Linked DNA regions of Homo sapiens: region 1 is linked to region 2. Evidence: read pairs that join two places in POLR2A ChIA-PET (ENCODE). Cell type or tissue: IMR-90. All regions are shown on one strand. Links, peaks and the distances in the headings refer to the core of each region. The heading gives the core; the rest is flanking DNA.

The links. Peaks named below come from ENCODE experiments on the same cell type or tissue, not always from the same donor. Only the 100,000 strongest peaks of a DNase experiment are listed, where the experiment ranks them.
Region 1: POLR2A ChIA-PET joins it to region 2 with 6 read pairs; 2 of 35 experiments call an interaction of 5 or more read pairs at or near these places.

Annotation. Positions count from the first base shown.
Region 1 is chr3:29,324,685-29,330,081 of GRCh38, reverse strand. The region is part of intron 1 of RBMS3 (RNA binding motif single stranded interacting protein 3); the gene reads right to left. Among named protein-coding and RNA genes, the nearest start is that of RBMS3, 46 kb to the right of the region's middle. In IMR-90, for the core only: no CTCF peak of the experiment used is centred there; no DNase peak of the experiment used is centred there.
Region 2 is chr3:29,603,362-29,608,758 of GRCh38, reverse strand. All of the region lies in intron 4 of RBMS3 (RNA binding motif single stranded interacting protein 3), which reads right to left. Among named protein-coding and RNA genes, the nearest start is that of RBMS3-AS2, 37 kb to the left of the region's middle. In IMR-90, for the core only: no CTCF peak of the experiment used is centred there; a DNase peak (open chromatin) is centred at 2,688; H3K27ac peaks cover 1,807 bases.

The DNA.
Region 1 (5,397 bases), core at 279-5,278, 280 kb after region 2:
TATTCTGGCTATAGTCCCTAGTGATGTCATAGAGTAAGATGTATATTTCACAAAGATTTGAATAGTTGCCCAGGAAAAATTGTTCTAGAAGTTGGAGAAATGAATAAGATTTTAAAGTATCTTGTGAATATAACAAAAGTTATATTAATATATATATTAATTCTATAGTTATATTAATATATATATTAATTATATAGTTATATTAATATGTATTATATAGTTAATATATATTAAAATTTTTCACATGATTTATAAAATATACATATAATATATATAATCTATAAAAATTTTTCACATGATTTTTTCCATGTCAGGAACAAAAATTCCATTAGGAGTAAAAGACCAGTTTACCACTCAGATGCTAGAACTGTGCTTAAATATGCATTAAGCTTGACTCAATGCATGGCACATCAAAATACTTCATTTTCTTTGAATAGGCAATCATGAAAATCTGTCTAGTTAATATTCTGTAGTACCTTCTGCCCAAAGAAGAGTCAAAGAATAAGACATTTCTCTAAAGCTTATTCAGTTTTCTATATGATATTCTGCGAGTTAACTCCTAATGGATTATTTCTTTTGGTTTCATTATGAGTCTTTTAATAAATGCTTCCTGTGGCTTTTATTGTATATCAATTGGATACACGCTAACTATAGACTCTCCTGTGATTTTTAAATTTTTGATTCTTATCTTAGAGTAACACAATAAATTACTAGAACCTCTCAACCACCTGCCCTTCCAGATTTTAATTACACATGAGCTTTGAAGAATTGTATATACATTTTAAGGTTCATATACTTACAACACTTGTAAATGGGTTATAAAAGTATGGATGCAGTTATGCTCTAAAACCAAAAGGGTTACCTTACAAACCCCCTGCCCCACCCCAACACAAAAAACCAACTGGAGAACATTTAATTGAAGTTCAGGGGCAAAAAATACATGTTATGGAATTAAAAGCCAAAAACATATATTTTCCCGGTATAGTGGCATTAAACACTGAACCTTAATTTACATTTCGGAGTAAAGAAACAATACTGATTTAAATTGCAGAAAATTAATAAAATCATAACTAGGTATGCATTTGATGGAGATACCCCAAATTATATTCTATAGCCAAAAATGAGTGTTTTCACATCTGAACACTCTTTCATGTTTCAAAAATATTTACTCAGTGACTAGTATGTGCAAAACATTATACTTGGAATTAATAATCCAATAGGGAGTTGAAGACTGCCCTCAGCTTTATAGGGCTTTTGGATTAATAGGGAAGGAAGACTAATAAAAATAAACACGTAAACAAATGTGAATTTGAAGGTTTGCCAAGTAAGCAGTGCTCTGAGCACCTTTATGAGAGATCTAACCCAATGGAGGTCAGGGAAGCCTTGCATAGGAAGGAAGACCTGAGCTCTCATTAGAAGGAAAAATAAAAGTTAACTAAGTGAAGAAAAGAGAGAACAATTTTCTAGGCCATGAAAAGACTAGCAACATTAACTACCAATAAATTTACCTGGAGGTTGAGGGAAAAGAGGACATATTCCAAAGTTCTTATTAAATCATCTAACTATTTCATGGAACCGTGGAAAGCAACAGACCAACACTAATTCTGGGATGAAGGGTTGGGTGGGTGGTAGGGATGGTGGAATTGAAAGAAACTGTGTAATACCAATGTCCTTTTTGTCGTTTCATTCCACAAGCTTTAAAATTTCATTTCAGTTTATTCACATTTACAGAAAACATATCTACCACTTCTAACACATAACGAAACAGATAATTGTTCTCACAGACTTTTCATTTCAGTATTTAAAGTCATGCTCACCATTATATATTCTTGTGCTCAATAGAAAATTTTCTAAATTTTAAAATCTAATGTACAATAAGCCAAGAATGTTATAGTACTAGTAAACTATTTAAACGTGCCACGTTGTTTAAATGGAGAGGCACTCTGCAAACAGTTGAAGGAAGTGAACTGCATGGTGCCATTAGCAAGACATAATGATGTTATAATAGACTAAATCAGAGTAAGTGCCACCTAAGTGGGCAAAATGCTAAATAATGCGAATTTCTCTTCTTTCTTTGGTCATAGATAACAATCATTTACTGATAAAAGAAAAAGGAAGGCACCCAACAACTAAGATGCCAGAGACTAAGATCACTTTATTTCATCCTCAAAAAATTCTAGCATTCTACCTGCCTCACTCTGACGTGATCGATAATAGCTCCTTGGTGTTAATCTTGATGAACTGAAATGGCAATAGTGAGTTACATATAAATACAAGCTTTTATTAGGACCTAGGAAACAGGGCATGCGATCCTTGGAAGACATGATGGCTAAAATACTCCCTTACAGTAAAACTCACTGCAACTCTATGTGCCACTCAGTAATGTGTCTGTGCAATACACAAGAACACACACCATCAAATCATTCTCATTTTATGATGAGTATTTACTCCAAAGTTATAACTTAATATTTTCAACAAATACACAAGTCCAACTCAGCTAGACTAGGCTATTAAGCTATTATATTTCCAGATTAGAAGAAAATAATGATAATAGTGATAATATTAAGTAACAGAAGGAGGAGGAAAAGGAGGAAGGGAGAAGTAGGAAGAGAAAACTGTCATTTATCCTCCACTCCAAATTTGCGGGCATTTTTTGGAGAACACTCTGTCTATCACATAGAGGTAGCCTTAACTTTTACAATTAAATATAAACATAAGACTTCAAAGCAACAGGAACAATCACGATTTTTTCAGGCATAATTTACAAAAAGACAGCACAATTCTTAGTAGCATATTGCCTTAATCATCATCAAAATAAACACTAATATGAAGCAAAGGAGATAAAGAGAACCTGGTGGAATACATTCAAAACTAAATCATGTCCTTATGGCAAATAATGAACAAATTAGAGACTGCTTTGTACTTTCAATTTTCATGTCCTTAATGTAAAGGCATTTCTTTCCCCACTCCCAAAACCTTCCTTAACATTAGTCTCCTACCTTTTTTAAAAAGGATTTTTAAAATACTTCCTTCCATATACAAAAGGATTCTAGGCCGGGTGTGGTGGCTCACGCCTGTAATCCCAGCACTTTGGGAGGCCAGTGCGGGCAGATCATGAGGTCAGGAGATCGAGACCATCCTGGCCAACACGGTGAAACCCCGTCTCTGCTAAAAATACAAAAAATTAGCTGGGCGTGGTGGTGCACGTCTGTAGTCCCAGCTACTTGTGAGACTGAGGCAGGAGAATCGCTGGAACCCAGGAGGTGGAGGTTGCAGTGAGGTGAGATTGCGCCACTGCACTCCAGCCTGGCGACACAGCGAGACTCTGTCTCGAAAAAAAAAAAAAAAGGATGCCAGTAGTAAGACTGAAGCATTACTCAATAAACCAATATTTACTAATCACAAAACTCTATACCAAACACTGAGCTCAGTACGAGGGAATACAAGGATAACCAAGACCTTCATCTGTGCTGCCAATCACTCAGAAGGTAGTGAGGAAGGTAGGTAGCCACATAAACAAATATCTGGAATAGGTCCTAATGACTAGATTTATAATAGGGGTAATTACATAGGACCATGGAAACATAAATAAGCAAGAGATTAATTGTGGATAGTTGGGAATCAGAACTACAGAGAGAACACTTATTTGTGTAAAACCTTTAAATGGTAATAAGAGGCTTGCAAGACATAGAAGGTGGAGAAGCTCATTTTAATAAACAGAAAGTAATTAGCAAAGCCATGGAGACTTATTGGGGATCATAATTTGGGGAAAGAACAGGTTTAGAGAGTTTATGGAAAGATCAGTGGGTGGAGGTAAGAATGAGGATGAATTGCATGCTTTCCAAGGAGTTTAGTCCATATATATTATGTAGCCAGTGAGAAGACATGGGATGCACTTAGTAAAAAGAAACAGGAGTCAAACTGCATTGTAGAAAGATAAATTTGGTGGCAATGAAGACATTAGACCTGCAAGGAAAGCCTGAGATTCAGAATGACTTCTTAGGAAAAAAACACCATAATCTCAGTGGTAGATTATGACAGTTTAATCTACAGTCAAGTGTAAAGTTAATAAAGCAAGGATGGAAAGGTGATTCAGGATTGCCACACTTCATAGTCCTATCCAGGTGACCTGGGGAAATTAATGAAATATGACTCCAAAAGTTTCTATAGCACAGGAGAAGAATGAAGTTAAAGAGAGTAATAGCCCAGGCAACCTGATGATAGATTTTTGATGCCTCAACTTAAGACAAGGAAAGATTAGGCCAATAGTATGAAATTGCCAATATTTGAAATGGTTTTTTAGTAAAAAATGACAATTTTACATAATTTAAGCCATAGATAGCTAATATTCTAGAAGAACACCTGTGAGTTTGGATAACTATACCAGTCATGTCAAATTTATACATATGTGTGTGTATGTGTGTGTGTGTGTGTGTATGTGTATATATATACATACATATATACACACATATATATACACACACGTATATATATACATACACACATGTATATATATACATACACACATATATACACACATGTATATACATACATACACACACACACATATATATATATATGCATTTAATGGGATAGTTTTCTTTCAACTGAATCTTACATTGGCTTCCCAGGTTTACATTATTATATTTCACTTTTTGGATGGATAATATATTAACACACTTTTGAAAGTTAATAAATACAAAACGGTATAACGATAAAATCTCCCTTTCTACTATTCCTCAGCCCATCTATCCTTGACACCCAGGAATAGTTTCCTACACAAATTTTTTGGTGTTTACTAAGAGCAATAAAATGTAAAATATAATCTTATTTCCCACCACCGCCTTTTTTCACAAACGAAATATAAAATACAAATGTTCTGCACTATGTCTTTTTTTCACTTCACAAAATATTTTGGAGATACTTACAACTTAATACATAGAGTGTTTCCTGATTCTTTTCTACAGTTACAGAGAGTTCTGTTTTACAGACATGCCATAGTTTATTCAATTTGTCCCCTATTAATGGACATTCAAGTTGTTTCCAATATTCTCTTGTTACAAAGAATGCAGCAATTCATTATTATATGCATGTATTCTTTCATCTGTGTGCAAATACGATAAAGCTCCATTAACTGGGATCTAGTTTTCATAACAGAAATGACATGAAATTAGAAAAAAAAATAACAGTGGGGAAAAGGAAAACAAAGGGAATAATGAGAGTAAAGGAAGAGGAGAGGAAGGAGAGAAGAAAAGGCAGATAGGCAGGCAGGCTGGAAAGAATACTAGGTAAGCAAAGAGAAAGAAGGAAAGAGAAAAAGAAAAAGGAGAGAAGGAAAGAATTAGGAGAGAAAGCTCTTGTCTTCTTTAGGATATTAGGAGGGAAGTGATTAAACTT
Region 2 (5,397 bases), core at 337-5,336:
TTCTAGTTAAAGGGTAAATTAAGCTATACTTTCCCTAAGCAGTTTTGGTGAATGTATCTAGCTCCTCATTTTTACCTTGACTATATTCTTCTCTCATCTCAGCTCGTTCATGCAGTTTAATACATGCATGCAGCATGTGTTAAACTATGTATAAAACTTAGATGAGTAATTCATGTAAATTAAGAAGTATATTCTGTCATCTTTGGTCATCTAAATAATAGACTATCAGCCAAAATCAACCCCAAGGGATTAGCTTGGAACATTTTCTGTGTAATTGTATAATCTTGACTTTAAGCAGCATATAACTAATCCTTATATCACAATGAAACTAAGAATGTAAGAAGAAATGTGTTATGCCTTATCTTTAATATTCTACTAGCTTTATTACACTAAGTTTTAAGTCATTTTTCTAGCTAATTCTCAATTATTTAATTGGAAAGATTTGTTTGATTTTAACTCAGAATATTCCGTCTTATTACGATACTTCCACAAAAGTTAATGCTGCTTTAAAAAAATACCTCAATCTGGATGATGAATACATACCAATTCTTGGCTGGTAGAGGCAAATGGTAAAATATATATAGGTGAAATAATATGATGTCTGGGATATAGACAGACATATTATTTTATCTATAAATATTATAAAATAATATAATGTATTCTTGAAGAGTGAGAAAGTGGTAAAATAGTTGGATGAAATAAGATTCATAGTAGAATAAATGTTGAAGCTGGATGATGGGCATGTTGAGATTTCTCGTACCATGTAAATTACACTATTTTCTCTGCTTTTGTGTATGTTTCATAAATTCTATAGTAAAGGCAAAATATACACAAAATATGCATATACCTATCTTTTTCCACAAAGCTTATTTTTTTCTTAAGACTAGCAGCAAAGAATTAATATTGTAAAGGAATATACAAAATTTATGATCAAGATAGTGAAAACAATTAATTAATTGGTTAGATTTTGTTGTAATATGTTCTGATTGGGAACTTTAAACAGAGAATAATATGAAACTTACAACAGAGCAAGACATGAATTTTCTCCATGTAAAGTAAAAATGTAAAATGTTTAAATTTTCTTTCTAGTAAAGGTATTTGGGAAAAAAAATCAAATTCAGAGATTTAAAAACAGGCAATCCTTTTGCCAATTGTACAGCTGCTATGGTCTGAATGTTGCATCCCCCCAAAATGCTTATTTTGAAATAGTAACTCCAAAAATGATGATATTGGGTGGTGGGGCCTTTTGGGAATCATTAGATCATAAAGGCAGAACCCTCATATATGGGAATAATATCCTTATAAAATAGGCACAGAACTTGTTTGCCCCTTCCACAGTGTGAGGACACAGCTGGAAGGCTCCATTTGAGACAGGAACCAGGCCCTCAACAGACACTGAATCTGTCAGCACCTTGATCTTGGACTTCCCAGCCTCCAAAACTCTGAGAAATAAATTTCTGTTGTTTATAAGCTACCTAGTCTATGGCATTTTACTATAACAGCCCAATGGGACTAAGGCAACAAAAAATAGAATGGAACTTTAAATAAAATATTTAATAGCTTATTATTGAAATCTCAATAATCATAAATATCTAAAATGTGTAATAACTTGACATGATAACCAAATATTTAAAATGTACCCAATACAGCAATTCTGAAACCCACACAGAATGTTTGCCATTTTCCAGCATACTCCATACACTGACTTTAATAGAATATTTAGGTTTAGTGAAACTGTGAAGCAAACAGTACTTTTTTCTCTGTCAGATTATTTTATTTATTAATTTATCTGGCATAGTTTGCCTGTTGTTTGTATTGCATATTATAGAATGCTTTACATGAGAAAAATTTCACTCTAAATTAATACAATGGAAAAATTTTCAATTCAAAGAAAAAAATAGCACATTGATGGATAGAATTTTTTCTATGTTTTATCTCATGTATTTTCTGAAACATTGGCATGGGCAACATTTGTCTGCAAGTGAGCACTAGAAGATAAAAGAATGAATAAACAAATAGTAAAGGAACAATACAGAAAAACTCAGAAACAGCTGTGAATGTTTAATCTGGTTGCTGTTTTTTTTCCCATGTCCACTTATGTCTGGTTGTGATTTTATATTGCATATATAAAATACAGTCATATGTTCTGCTCATGAAATTGACCCTACTTATTATAAGAAATTAGACATGACAGCTTCTCATGGATGCTTTATACAAAGAGAGTCTGAGAAGTCTGAGGAAGATTCTAATGACATGAGCAAAATGTGTCCAACTCCAGCTCTGATTCCAAATTCTATTTGTTATTGAAATCCTCTGGGATCCAGTAAATTTTATGTTGATGTTCAAAATAAGTCAAACACACTTGAAATGTTTGTCAGTAAAATCTTTTGGTATACAAGTGACCATGTCAGAATGTCTAGCATCCTGTAAGCCAAGTAGTGATCCATAAATATTTGCATAAACCTTGATGGGAATCAGGTTCCAAATAATAGGGTCTTTAAACATCAATCATATGACAATGCGAAGGGATTGTTATTACACCACTGAGTGTGTGGTGAATAAAATCTAGGAGTGAGAAAAGACAGCCATCCCCTATTTAATTTATCATTAAGCAACCTAAAGACTTAAGGAATAGACAATCTGCAACCTCACAGTACTGGAGTATGATTCAGCAAAACTCCTACTTACTAAGAAAGGTCAAACTGTAAACTGTGAGTTTCACCAAAGCTAGGATGGTATAACTCATAAGATATATATACACTTCCAAGGAGTTAGAAAAAAAAAAAAAAACTACCTTGTTTCATGTCTTAACAAAGCCAGAAAGAGGGGAAAATGCAAGAAAACCACATACTAAGGTCAAACTGCTATATCTGACCAGGTTCTAAATAGTTGTGACGATCTTCTTGGAAGTGCAATGAACATGTTAGCAACATTAGTACAAAAGGACACAAATCATCAGTACTAGCATTCTTGACATGGTATACTAAATCCACCCACTAAAGTCAACTTAGGGAGAATATTAAAAAAGGGTCCCAAAGCTGTACTGTTCCCCGCCTTGTAGAATCTGAACTGCCAAAGTCAAGCATAACTGAAATTCATTTTTATCCTCACAAGTTCATCAACTTATGAAATAATATTACATTATCTTCCATTTCTACTTTTTCTATATTCTTTTGGATAACCCTTGCTATCTGCATTCACTCTCAACCTCATTTCTTTTTCTACCAGGATCTACCATGAAGTACAGAAAGTATGTAGGTGGTTCCCTAATCTACACAATAATCTGGGATCATCGATATTAAGAGCAACATAGAAAGCGTATAAATTTACTTCATTTAAAATTCTGGAAAACTCAAAGGAATTTCCATAGTATTATTCAATATGATTCTATATATTGAAATGTACAACATTTCATGAGGAATTGCCTTTGTTAACAGCGTATACAACCTTCTGCTGGTGCATTGACCTTTTTACTAGCCAGTCAATGCCTATAATACCTAAACAATCGTAAAATGTTTCATTTTTTCTTCAGTTTAAGAATTTTTAGTCTGCACAGTGGCTTCCTTTAATCCATAACTTGTTTTCAGATTGTATTTCAAAGGAGGAAAAGCAAAGGAGGATAAACAATTTACAAAAATATAAGGAGAATATAAATATTATGCTTGAAATATACAAAGAAGGAATGGAACCATAATATTCAATGCAAGTTACAAAACAAGCTATGAGAAAGTTGTAGTGTATGAATAAAGAAAAGAAAGTCATTATAAGATTTATTTTTGCTTTATTTTGGAGGAGGATGTCAACATATCCAATATGCCAAAAGATATCTCAAAGCACCTAAGGTTTAATTGCTATCATGCTCTAACCCCATTAAAAAGATATGCTGGTAGACAAATGCCAACCAAATTTCCACTCTTCTAGTAGTCTATCCCTGGAGGAAAACTAATGATCACTAACTGCTAAGATCTACTGAGTGATAGATATTAAAAACTAAAGGAACAGAGCTGTTTCCTGAAAGAAAAATTGAACATCCATTGCAAATTATCCAGAAGCATAATCATATATGGTTTCCAACTCTAATTGAAGGAATTTTTAGTGATCAAAAATTTAATATCTGAGCTCATTTGCAGGTACTGTAGCATGATATCTATTTTAGTCAGTTGGATTCTTCTTTCCCACGACATTTAGTTGCCTAGCCTCTGAAGGAGAATTAACTTGCTTTGAGACATTCAATAAAAATCCGAGAGCCCACCATGTGCAGAACTCTATAGGAAGGATGATGAGGCACCAGGCCTGGATTCTGCCTCCAAAAGGAATAGCATCCAAGGACTAAACTTAAAAAATAGAAGTGTCACAAAGGCTTAAGGTTGGACTATGATAGAAGTTTAAAAGAAAGGAGGTACAATAAACTACAAATGTTAGTATGACATGTCATTAAAGATATTAAAAATGGTGTTTCCAATAAGTAATCATATAGTTTCTTGTCACTTATAAGATGAAATATTATACACTCACAATTATATTGCTAGTTACAATATGTAAAAAATAATTATGGAGAGCAAGAAAATTAAGATTGATTTTTTAAAATGCAATGGCAAAACCACAATGATCTGGTTTTATTATTCCAAAATAGCGTTTCTCAACCTTGACATTATTGATATTTTAGACCGAATAATTCTTTATTGTAGCAAAAATGAGACACTATTTAATGCATTGCAGTATGATTAGCAGCATCCTGGCTTCTACCCACCGAACAGATGCCAGTAGCAACTTGTGCCCTAGTTGTGACCACCATAAATGTTTATAGATGTTGCAGTTGAGAACCAGGGCTCTAAAGCAACTTGTGCCCTAATTGTGACCACTACAAATGTTTATAGATATTGTAGTTGAGAACCAGGGCTCTAAAGCAGTGGTTCAGGTGTTAGCTTCAGTATTAACATAGTGGCCAGTTGAATGTACACCTCTAGGTAGCTCTTTACCATGGGTAATAATTACCTACTTACTTATCTGCACTTTCCTATAAACCATAAGTTTCCTCAGGTCTGGAATTGTATCTTACTTGTTATTGGTTTTCTATACACTAAGCAGTCTATGCATATGCTTTATGCTGAATGAATCAATAAAGGAAGCTAGAAAGAAAGGAAACAAAAGAGGGAGGTAGCTGAACTGACCAATGAAGTGTGGAGGGGCTCTGGCATGCATCATATAGTGTCAGTGGATGCCAATATTAATTTTCCTCTCAGTCAAGAGAACCACAAATGTCTCCAAACATTGCCAAATGTCCTCTATGGTGGGCAAAATGCCTCTAGTTGAGAACCAGTGTTCTAAAAGATTGCACAGATAAGGTTTCAACCTTGTTATAAAAGGAAATATGAATTTTGCAGTACTTTCTTTCTT